Linked DNA regions of Homo sapiens: region 1 is linked to region 2. The links are chromatin loops, found by intact Hi-C in ENCODE. Cell type or tissue: CD14-positive monocyte. All regions are shown on one strand. Links, peaks and the distances in the headings refer to the core of each region. The heading gives the core; the rest is flanking DNA.

Region 1 (5,373 bases), core at 241-5,240, 51 kb after region 2:
GCTCTATTGGGAAGATGACAAATACTTAAAACTGAAAACATGTGAAGCAGTTGCTCACAAGCCTCTTACATGGAGATATGGAGGAAATATCCCACAGTGTGGCTAACAGCTGACAGGTGGAGTTGCTAGGAAAGGAAGGGAGCCCAAGCCTGCCCCTCCCTTAACAAACCCTATAGGACTACTTGACCCTTTAGCTGTGGACATGTACAACACTGACAAAAACAGCCAGGGAAGCATGTGGCCTGTCCTCTCCAATGACCTGGAAAGGCCTCTGGGCACACAATCAGATGAGTGGGTCACTGAGATCCCTTCTGTCATATTCTGGTCAGCGGTGATGCTGGACCCGTACCAAGTTAGGACAGGGACGAGCTGCTGGCTGGGGGCCTCGGACATGTCACAAAACTTCCAGGCTTTAGATATGAAATGGTAACTGGGAAACATCATCTTTGAGGGTTCAGCCCCAGGATGTGGATGCATTATCTCAAAGTGGGACTCCGTAAAGCTGAATTTGACACTGCAGGAGAAAGGAATGAGGCCAGGGAGGGGCTTGTGAGTGTTCCCTAGCCTAGATGGAGATGAAGGACAGGTGTCCATGAGCAATGCCACTCTGCTCTTATCAGTTCTCCTATTGCTCAATTCGAGGACACAACACAGGCAAGTCCTCCAGGAGCCAAGACAGCACAAGCACAGGGTAAACATGAGATGTCACAGGTGAGGGTTCACTGTTACCTGACCCAGCATATCACATCCAACAAAACAAAAACACACATTCCAGTTTAAGTAAAATGGCAAAGTATTTAGACAAAGCCACATCTGTAACAAGCAAACAGATGAGTCAACCACAGACTGAACAACAAAATGTCAAGTAGATGAAAGCCCTAGGTAGGTACTGCCTGGCTGCCAGGCACAGCATCTCTGTGGTGCAAGTGACCAGTGACAATCCCAGCCCCAGGGCAGTGGCCTGCACAACAGAGGCAGGTCTTTCCCTGATGCCAGAGGCCTGTGTGGGCTGGCTGGCCTCCCAGCGTGCAGGATCACAGGACCCACCTGCCCTACAGAGGGTAAGGCACTTGGTAATGGTCAATGCAGTTGGGAAACAGTTACTCAATAAAAACAAAAACCACAAAGAAAACGAGTTGTCAAGACCTGTGGCATGGGCCGCTGAGGTGTGTGGCAAACACGAGGGCACACTAGGCACTCATGCAGGGGCCCACATATCACAGGACCACACTGTGCCTTTACCTTTTGACTGTATCTTCTCACAGTTGGGAGAAATAATGACACATTTCAGTTTTTTGAGCTTCAGGTGTTTGAGAACCTCCCTCAACCCCAACACAAGTCGACGTTTAGTCTTGGCCTTGACTGGATCTTTCTGGTACATACGGTCTTGGAAACGGACCAGTTCTTTGAGTAGGTCGGTAACACAAGCATCCACTTCTTTACTAAGCATCTGGCTGCAGTAACTGAAAGAAACATCAGACATCAGGAATTGTGCCACTGGCTGTGACACTGCAGCACTGCTCCCATCCCACCCCAGGGAGAAGAGACGTAGACTGCATCAGACAAAAAGTCACGTTTCAACAAGTACTACTAACCAGAACTGTGGAATTCCTGATGATTTAATTTTATGAAAGGTAAATACTGGGGCATCTTCCCCCATTCCCAACTACAAGGGACAAATTTCTCTGGGCCCTGCCCAACCATAGTTTGCCACAGGTCCCCATCTCAGCCACTACCCCGTGCATCTCCCTGTCATAAAGACAAATACCGGGAGACTATCCTGGAAGAAAAGTGGGCAGGGGAGAAGGCAGAGTGAGCACACAAGGTTAAAGGAATCCTGCTGCCTAAGACATTACACAGAGATTAAACCATGAAAAGGGGCCCAAAGATGATGCACGGTCACTTCACTATCCACTCCCGACTGCAAACCTGGACTGAGGGCCCCTCTTCCATCATTAATACAAGAACCTCAGTAGAAGCAGAATCAGACACAACGATTAGGCTCTCCCTGAATGCGTGTAACCAGGTACCCAGCTTCTTTCAACCATGAGGTTTTTAAAGCACAGTGTGGCCCAGCAACAAGGATTTATGGGAGATATCAATGCCATACTGAACCGAAGCACTTCCATCTTCCCCTAGTCCCTGGCAGGCAGGGGCTCACTCACTCCCTGAATCTGCGGCTGTGGATCTTAGGGAAGGTGGTGTGATTGGGAGCAAGGTGGGAGGCCTCTGTGTCCCTCTGGAGCTCTGTGCCTGGTGGCTCTTCAGACTTGTCCTCAACCGAAGGAGTGGAGATCAGTTCGTCCATCCCCTCTGGCCCTTCATGGAGGAAAAAGGCATCATCAGATATCTGTGAGGCCCAGTGCACACACTGAGGGGCTGGCCCAATGCAGTCTCACCGATGCAACCAGACCCCTGCACACAACCACCACATTCACAGACAACATGCAGAGAGGTTTACAGAAGGCAGAAAAAACAGACGAGGATGCCTGGGGAAAACAGAAAAGCTGGTGGAGGCAGTCATGCCTGGAGGTGTGCCTCCCCTCAATTTACTTATACATTCATTTTTATTATGGTAAAATATACATCAATATTACCATTTTAACCACTTTTAAGTGTGCAGTTCAGTGGCCAAATTTATTTTTTGATTTTGAAGAATCTCTTATCAGGGAGCTTTAAAAAACAGGATTTTAGTTCTAAGTTTTTTCTCAAATGCTTGAGACCATTTCTTTTTGAAATAATCCTTTAGAAAGAGCTGAACTCCAACATCTAAACTATGAGAAACTCAAGAGGTGTGTTTAGTTTAAACACACCAGATCTGATGCAGTGATAGCTTACTGTCCCCAACTAGTTACTTCTACCGACTATCAAAATGCAATTGCAGTAACAGATCACCAAATGAAGGAATGAAAAAACATATACCACACCCACAAGAATGGCAAGGTTGAAAAACATAGTGCCCCGTGGGCTGGTAGAGATGGGGAGCACCTGCAACTCTCAGCCTCCCTGGGGCTGTAACTGGTAGAACAGTCAGAAACCCATTGGGCAGGAGCTACTAAAGCAATTCTGCTCCCAGGTAATGCCCCACAGGAACGAGTGCTTGTGTCCTTTAAGACACATACAACACTGTCCGCAGCAACCCTGTTTCTAATTACCCAAACTGGAAAATGCCTGAATGCCCATCCGCAACCCTGTACATTCGTCCAACCGAATTTTACACAGTAATGAAAATAAACGGCATCTCCATGTTGCCAGCAAGGCTGAAGGAAAGGGGACAAAGAGAGCAGCACGTAACACACAGTTGCACTAGAGCCACAGCCACAGCCCCTGGTGGGGTTGCCATGGGGCAGGGTCTCCTGGGGGAGGCCTCTGACAAGAGGGCACAAGCAATTGCTGGGCTGTGTTTTGCTTCTTGATCTGAATGCGGCGGTCACTGTGAAAAGTCTTCAAGCTGTACACTGATATTTGTGCACTTTTCTGAATGTATAACTGAATATGAAGTTTCCTTAAAAACACACAATTGTGTTCACGCCCCCACGTCTCCAATACTTGCTGGTAAGCAGCTGTGCAGCTAGCGGTGTTAATTCTCATGACCACTTCAAGTTAGAGGACCATCCAGCATCACACAGATCAAACCTGGTGGGAAGGGAGGATCCTCACCTCTGTCCCTCACAGACCCCAGAACCAGAGGGACTAGAAACACTCCCCCCATCTGTGGGGACCTCCCTTCCCTGTAAAGCTGGGAGCTCAATGCTGACCCACTTTCACCACAAAAGGAAGAGGAGTCAGCCAAGTCCTGGAGAGTTTGCTCAGCATAGCTCATCCTTTTCATAGTTGCTCTCGTTTAAATTATTCTTAAGGCACAAAGAGAAGTTGGTACCTGACAGCTCTGCCTGCTCGGGAAACTGGTCATCACCACCACTCTCTCCATCTTGTGTGTCATCACTGGTAAAAGCTGGACTCACAGCATTTTCTTGGAGACGCTGCTTTCTCTCTTGCCGTTCTTTCAAAATAATCTTAAAAATTAAATAAACAATTAAAATGCCTAAATACTTGTACTTAAAAGATAAGCTCTTCTGCAAATTAAACTGCCCAAGTTCAACTTTTTGGCAATGTGCCTCTTAGTGCCCTGAGAGCAGCCAAGTGCTCCCCAGACTCCAGGGAGCTCACCCAACCCTCCCCGCTGGTTTTGGAGGGGCACGTTCCTCCCAAGGTATGCAGAGCAGCCACAGGGGAGAGCCCTGAGCTCTAAAGACAATTCTGCAGCTCAGCACTTGCCTGAGCACCTACACCACAGGCTGCTGTAAGAATTCACCGGAGGGAGGCTGGGCGTGATGGCTCATGCCTGCAATCCCAGCACTTTGGGAGGTGCATCACCTGAGGTCAGGAGTTTGAGACTAGCCTGGCCAACATGGTGATGAGACCTCGTCTCTACTAAAAATACAAAAATTAGCTGGGCATGATGGCACACGCCTGTAATCCCAGCTACTCGGGAGGCTGAGGCAGGAGAATTGCTTGAACCCGGGAGGTGGAGGTTGAGGTTGCAGTGAGCCGAGATCGCTCTATTGCACTCCAGCCTGGGCGACAAGAGCAAAACTCCGTCTCAAAAAAAAAAAAAAAAAAAAAAAAGAATTCACCGGAGGAGCCTGTGACTGTCCTTCTGGAAGGTGTGCAAGAAGTGTGCATTATTCACTGACTCTCAACATCAGAAATATCAGCTAGGGTAGGATGAAGGGGGATCATAAGAAGAAGAAAAATGCAACTCCTCCCATTTCTGGTTTTCTGTCCATCCATTGCAAAGTTGAAAAAATAAAACATGTTCCTTTCCTCTCAGGTAGCTAAAGCATTCCCCACATCACATGTCCCTGACGTGTCACACTGGGAGGGTGAGGGATCATTTGTTGGAGTATCATTAACACGTTTTACTACAACATATTCAAGTAATACAAGTCGTAAAATCTAAAAATCTAAGAGCTGGGAGAATAACTATGGAAATGTGAGACTAAGTTTTCTAGTGCCTCACTTCGGCTGAAACACCCCACATACCTTCTTCAGTGAGGTTGGCTTCTTGGCCTTGGGGATCTCCCTCTGCTTCCCTTTCTTCATCAGTGGGGCGCTGGAGTCCAAGGGATTGTGCGGGGTCTTCATTTGACTCATGCGGCGGCCTCTCTCCCCTGATGCACATTCTTTGGAAAGGACTGGCACTGCTCCAACTGAAACGCAGTGGGACAAAGCCCTCACGGTCACCTCCCAGATGCCCCACCCAGCTCTTGGATCGCAGCTCGCCCAGGGGCTGCCTCAGGGTATCTGAAGGAGTTTGCCAAGTCACCCCCAGCTTGTCCCCACAACCCTTCTCATCTTTGAGAACAATCT
Region 2 (5,373 bases), core at 76-5,075:
TGGCTCCGGGCTTGAGCTCTAGGGCTGTGAGTGGTTCCCATGAGCACACCTGATGGCTACACTGTGGGTCTGGCGTTGACTGAGGCCACCTCCACTGTAGCAGTGCCTGTTGCAGCAACACATGGCCCTCGAGACATGACTGCACCCAGACGTGCTCATTGTCACTGAGACAGGGACCTAGGATGTGCTCAGGTTTAAAAATGCTTCCATCGCTCTTTTCTTCCTCCCACTCTGACCCTGCCCTTGCATCCCACAGAGGTGCACCTGGTGCAGTTTCATGAGCCAGACATCTACAACTACTCAGCCTTGCTGCTGAGCGAGGACAAGGACACCTTGTACATAGGTGCCCGGGAGGCGGTCTTCGCTGTGAACGCACTCAACATCTCCGAGAAGCAGCATGAGGTACGTCCTGGGCTCCCCTGCATGTCCACATAGCCCAGCTTGAGTGGGCAGCCTCTCCTGGCCCCACTGTGGGGCTGGGGGCTGACTTACCTGGAGCCTCCATTCTGTAGCTGTGACCATGCAGCCCCATCTTTGGGTGTCCACCAGCAGTTCACCCGGGGACCACCCTCTTTGCTTTTTTTTTTTTTGAACTTTTTATTATGAAAAAATCTCAAACATACCTATGAGCAGAGACAGCTATGCCATGAGCCCTGTGCCCACTGCAGCTTATGCAAGGCCGGGTGTTCAGTCTTGCCTACAGTACCCTCCACCTCCTGGGGCATTGAGGCAGATCCCGACACCACATTCTTCATCTGGGTATCTCTTACTGGAAAGGGCCCCTTGTCGTGCAAATAATCAAAAATAGCTTCTCCAAAATTTATATCATCATACATTCAGCCAGTGTTCATATTTCACCGACTCTTGTGGATGATGCTTGTTTAGTTGGTTCAAACGTTTAGTTTGAATCAGGTTGCAACCACGCTGTCCCAATCCATTGCAGCTGGTCACCCTGTCCATTCAGTCTCCGCTTCTAGGAGCCAGCCTCGGTTTCCTTCCTGAGAAAGCTACTCTGCACAGCCCATCCCATGTCCCACTCTTCACATTGCTCCTGATTCCTCGGTGTCTTTAAACATTTTAAAAAATCAAACCGAATTTAAAATTTGATTGTAGCTCACTGCAGCCTCAAACTCCTGGGCTCAAGTGATCCTCTTGCCTCAGCCTCCTGAGTAGCTGGGACTGTAAGTATGTGCCACCACACCCAGCCCCACTCATGGTGTCTTTAGCATGCACCTCTGTCTTCACATCCCCAGCTGGGTGTCAGATCCAGGCTCATCCCTCTCAGGGCTGTGAGGCGGGCTTCTCCATGGAGGCAGGTGTTCCTCCTCCTCAGTCTCGGTGGCCTTTGACCAGCGAAGTCTAGATGCTCTTCTCATCAAAGATTGCAAAACGCAATGTTCTGATTCTACCTCTCCTTCTCTACTTGTTAGCTGGAAATCGTATAAAAGGGGAAGTGCCCATCACCAGCTATTTTGGTCCGTAGAGGTCCCATTTCCTTTGGGAAATGCAGAATCGATGCTTGGAATCTTTGCCTTTATTTACCAGTTTTCAGAATAATGAGTTAATGAGTCAGTTTCCCCTCTGAAGGGCAAGAGTGAGTTTTTTGATTGATTTTTAGTGTCACAATGAAGTCATAGATTTAAAGATATTTGCTCTTCTTTGACCCATCACAGTGAAACACCTACCTCATGCTCAAATCGTCGCATCCATGGTCAACAGCAGCCTGTTTGGGTTGGCTCCTGAGACCTCGCGGTGTGGGGTTAGTTTTCTTGCTCTCTGGAATCTGTTCCAGGTTCACGCTGGACATTTTCTGCCCAGATCTCTTTTTGTTTTCATCTCCAGGGTCTAGCTTATTTCTCAATTTCTGTTTGACACATAAATGAGCTCTGAGCATTATGCTCTGAAAACAAGTATTTGGCTGGGTGCTGTGGCTCACGCATGTTATCCTAACACTGTGGGAGGTCGAGGTAGGCGGATTACTTGAGCTCAAGAGTTTGAGACCAGCCTGGGCAACATGGCGAAACCCTTTCTCTACAAAAACTGCAAAAAATAGCCAGGTGTGGTGGCTCAGGTCTTGGGAGTCTGAGGTGCTTGGAAGTCTGAAGTGGGAGGATCACTTGAGCCCAGGAGGTCGAGGCTGCAGTGAGCTGAGATCATGCCACTGCAGTCCAGCCTGGGCAACAGAGCGAGACCCTGTCTCAAAAAAACAAAAACAAAGTATTCAGCACTGTGAGGCACTCTGAGCAGAAAGATGTGGTGGTCTCACCTCACTCAGCTCTTACTCTTCGCGTGTCTGTTAAATTCTCTTCCTCTGAGCGCCTTCCTGACCACACAGGCTCACACTCGGTCTTGGGGGAATTGTGGACAGTGTGTTTGTGCTGGCCCCACAGGTGTTCAGTGAGAGCCAGACATTGCTCTGTTAATGACACCATGGTGGTCCCTCGGGGTTGGGGAGAGGCTTGGGGACCTCTTATACTTAAAAGAAAAAAATAAAGAGACCCCCGCCAAGCATCAGTGAAAATCCCTGCAAACGTGATCAAGAGTCTGTTGAAGTGTACGTTCCCTTGTCCTTATGCATTTCATGCGAGTTGACGAAATCATCTGTACTTTAAATGCTGAAGGAAGTGGCTATTTTAAATGAGACTCTGTTCCGCTTTTGTGTGCCCCTATCAGGACTTCCATTTCTATGAAATGACACTCCCTTAGTACTGTGTCTGCAGCCTGGGTGCTGTTCAGGAACTCACAGAGTTAGTTAGAAACCTAAAGTGGGGTTCCTCTCCTCATACTCTCCCTCCTAGAAGCCCTGTGTGCTTCCTAACCTCTGAGTCCTGACACCTGCTACAAGCCTTTTGGTGGAGAAAAATACATTGTTACTGGTTTCTTTTGCATCAGTTATGGAACATCACAGAGAGAGGGGGCATTTTGGGGAAGGTGAGGCAGAGATAGATATAGAAACCTTCCCTTTTGTCTTATGTTGCTTTCTATTCTGTGGGGGCTTTGGAGGGCAAGGGGCTAAGGCCCCCACCCCCTGGAAGTTTCTGATCACGAATTGTCCCTGGTTTGAAAGAAGAGGTGGTAGGAACATGGATCTTACTAAGATGGTGCCTGAGCTGAGCTGGTGGTGTTAGTTCATCACTTCCTCCTGCTGCCAACATGCAAGTTTAAGGAATCGTAAATCTCCCTTTCTACTGATACAGTGAATATTGTGGCTTTTTTTTTTAAACTGGACTGTAGAGTCACTTTTTTTTTTTTTTTTTTTTTTTTTTGAGACGGAGTCTTACTCTGTTGCCCAGGCACACGAGGCTGGAGTGCAGTGGTGCGATCTCGGCTTACTGCAACCTTCGCCTCCCGGGTTCAAGAGATTCTCCTGCCTCAGCCTCTCGAGTAGCTGGGATTACAGGCGCCCGCCACCACTCCCAGATAATTTTTGTATTTTTAGTAAAGATGGAGTTTCACCATGTTGGCCAGGCTGGTCTGGAACTCCTGACCTCAGGTGATCCGCCTGCCTCAGCCTCCCAAAGTGCTGGGATCACAGGTGTGAGCCACTGCGCCCGGCCTGTAGAGTCACTTTGAATGGATGGAAAAAAGCCCACTTTGATGTTTGAAAATACTTATGGTTTAGGTTTTTGAAAAATAATTTAATTTTCTCCACTTTCACGAGTTTGATTTTTGCTGCTGTTTTATGGTGAGTGATGGAACTTTTGGAGCTGGTCTTCCAGACTCCACTGGTTTCAGGATAAGGATCACAGTGAGGATGTTCATGAAGGCCCCAGGCTGCTCCCCTGCTCTCTGAACCTCCCTTGCAGTCTGAGAATTGATCATCTCAGGAGAAACCTCTAGGCTCTAAACTCTATCATGTGCTTTTAAAATTGTGCATTTTTATACTAGTATCTCTTTAAAAGAATATGCACTGATATGGACTCTATCCCAACAGGTGTATTGGAAGGTCTCAGAAGACAAAAAAGCAAAATGTGCAGAAAAGGGGAAATCAAAACAGGTAAATTTCTTTTGCAAGCTACAAAGAATCCCATTCAAGTATTTCTTGGTTGTTTTAATCTACTGAATGCCAGCATGCCTGCAGTGCAGGCCAGCCTTTTCTCCAGGCTCTGTTCATTCTGCTGGGCTTGGTTTTGTTGTGATGCGTCTTGGAGCTCATCCCTCTATTCCTGAGTATCAGGATTGGGTTTCTCAAAGCAGGTGCCAAACATATTTGGCCTTTGAGAAATACTTTTTTAAAGTTTATATGAATTGAATGTATTCAGATGGCCTGAAACTTTGACTACAGAACACTGGTGAATAGTGAAGCCCACTGGTGAATAGTGCAGAAATTCAGGGTTTGTTCTGCCTCCTTGCACCCAGAGGCCTTAGGCTTGGAGGAGTTGCTAGTCATGCAGTTTTTCTCAACCCCTTCGTTGGACTTGCGACAGAGATGCCCCATTTATTCGGCCTGCTGTGCTCAACCTCTTGCAGGAGGGAGCACATGAGTGAGCAAGTGTGGGATCTGGCCAGCTGTTTTGGGTGCCAGCAGGAGCAGGCTTTGTGTGAGCCCTGAGGGTGGCACCCAGGTTGGGGTGCCTGTGACCCCCGCAGCCCCAGAGGGTGCGTTACAGTGCTCTCTTATCTCTGTTCTCCATGGACAGTGGTGTGTTATAAGCTCAGTGGGCCCCTTTTCTCATTGTGTGGGACAGCTGTCCTCTGCCAGTGAGGGCAAAGGGCCAGTATGACAGCCTTTTTTGGGTACACACACTCAGGGTCCTGAGCTCTTGTCCGGCATCCAAGAAGAATGAGGTTGCATGGACACTTAAAGGATGGTGGAGTCAGAGAATTTTGTTTAGTGTTGGAAGTGGCTCTCAGCGGAGATGGGAGCTTGAGAGGGAACAGGACGAGCAAATAATCTTCCCTGAAGTCTGGCCAGCTCTGGCCGGCTCTTCTCCAAAGTTAAGCCATTTCTCCAAAATCCAGCCATCCCTCTGAAGTCAAGTCACCTCTCTCTAGTCCAGCACCTTCTCTTCTCTATCAACTGAGTCTGGGCTCTTATAGGCACAGGATGAGGGCAGGGTGGGCTGTGGGTAGTTTCGGAAAAGGCAACATCTGATTGTAAAAAGATGTTCAGAAAGAACCAATCGGGAGACGGCGGGCAAACAGGGATAGAAGTTCTCACTCTGGGCTGCGGGTTTTAGGCTTTTTGGCTCACATGTGGGGTTTTGCCAGGGACCTGCCCCTGTCTGCCTAGACTTTCTCTGGCTCCTTTCTCTATCACTGGGACTTTTGGATTCTTGGCACACGTCCGTCCCTTTGGTCCCTCAGGCCCCTCAGTGTGGTACTCATTCAGGGAGCCCTGGGCCGAATACTCATTCCCGTCTGCAGCTCTAG

Evidence for each region. Hi-C counts contacts between places; a loop is a spot of excess contacts. Peaks named below come from ENCODE experiments on the same cell type or tissue, not always from the same donor. Only the 100,000 strongest peaks of a DNase experiment are listed, where the experiment ranks them.
Region 1: a loop joins it to region 2, with 7 times the contacts of the local background. A loop is called at or near these places in 4 of 110 quality-filtered maps.

Annotation. Positions count from the first base shown.
Region 1 is chr9:89,346,722-89,352,094 of GRCh38, reverse strand. SECISBP2 (SECIS binding protein 2) reads right to left here. Exons shown (of 17, transcript NM_024077.5): 11 at 5,047-5,213; 12 at 3,881-4,016; 13 at 2,166-2,319; 14 at 1,243-1,463. Among named protein-coding and RNA genes, the nearest start is that of SECISBP2, 31 kb to the right of the region's middle. In CD14-positive monocyte, for the core only: no CTCF peak of the experiment used is centred there; no DNase peak of the experiment used is centred there; H3K4me3 peaks cover 112 bases; H3K27ac peaks cover 1,972 bases.
Region 2 is chr9:89,397,900-89,403,272 of GRCh38, reverse strand. SEMA4D (semaphorin 4D) reads left to right here. Exons shown (of 16, transcript NM_001371194.2): 4 at 257-402; 5 at 3,935-3,997. Among named protein-coding and RNA genes, the nearest start is that of SECISBP2, 82 kb to the right of the region's middle. In CD14-positive monocyte, for the core only: no CTCF peak of the experiment used is centred there; DNase peaks (open chromatin) are centred at 1,402, 2,642, 3,142 and 4,422; H3K4me3 peaks cover 1,726 bases; H3K27ac peaks cover 4,363 bases.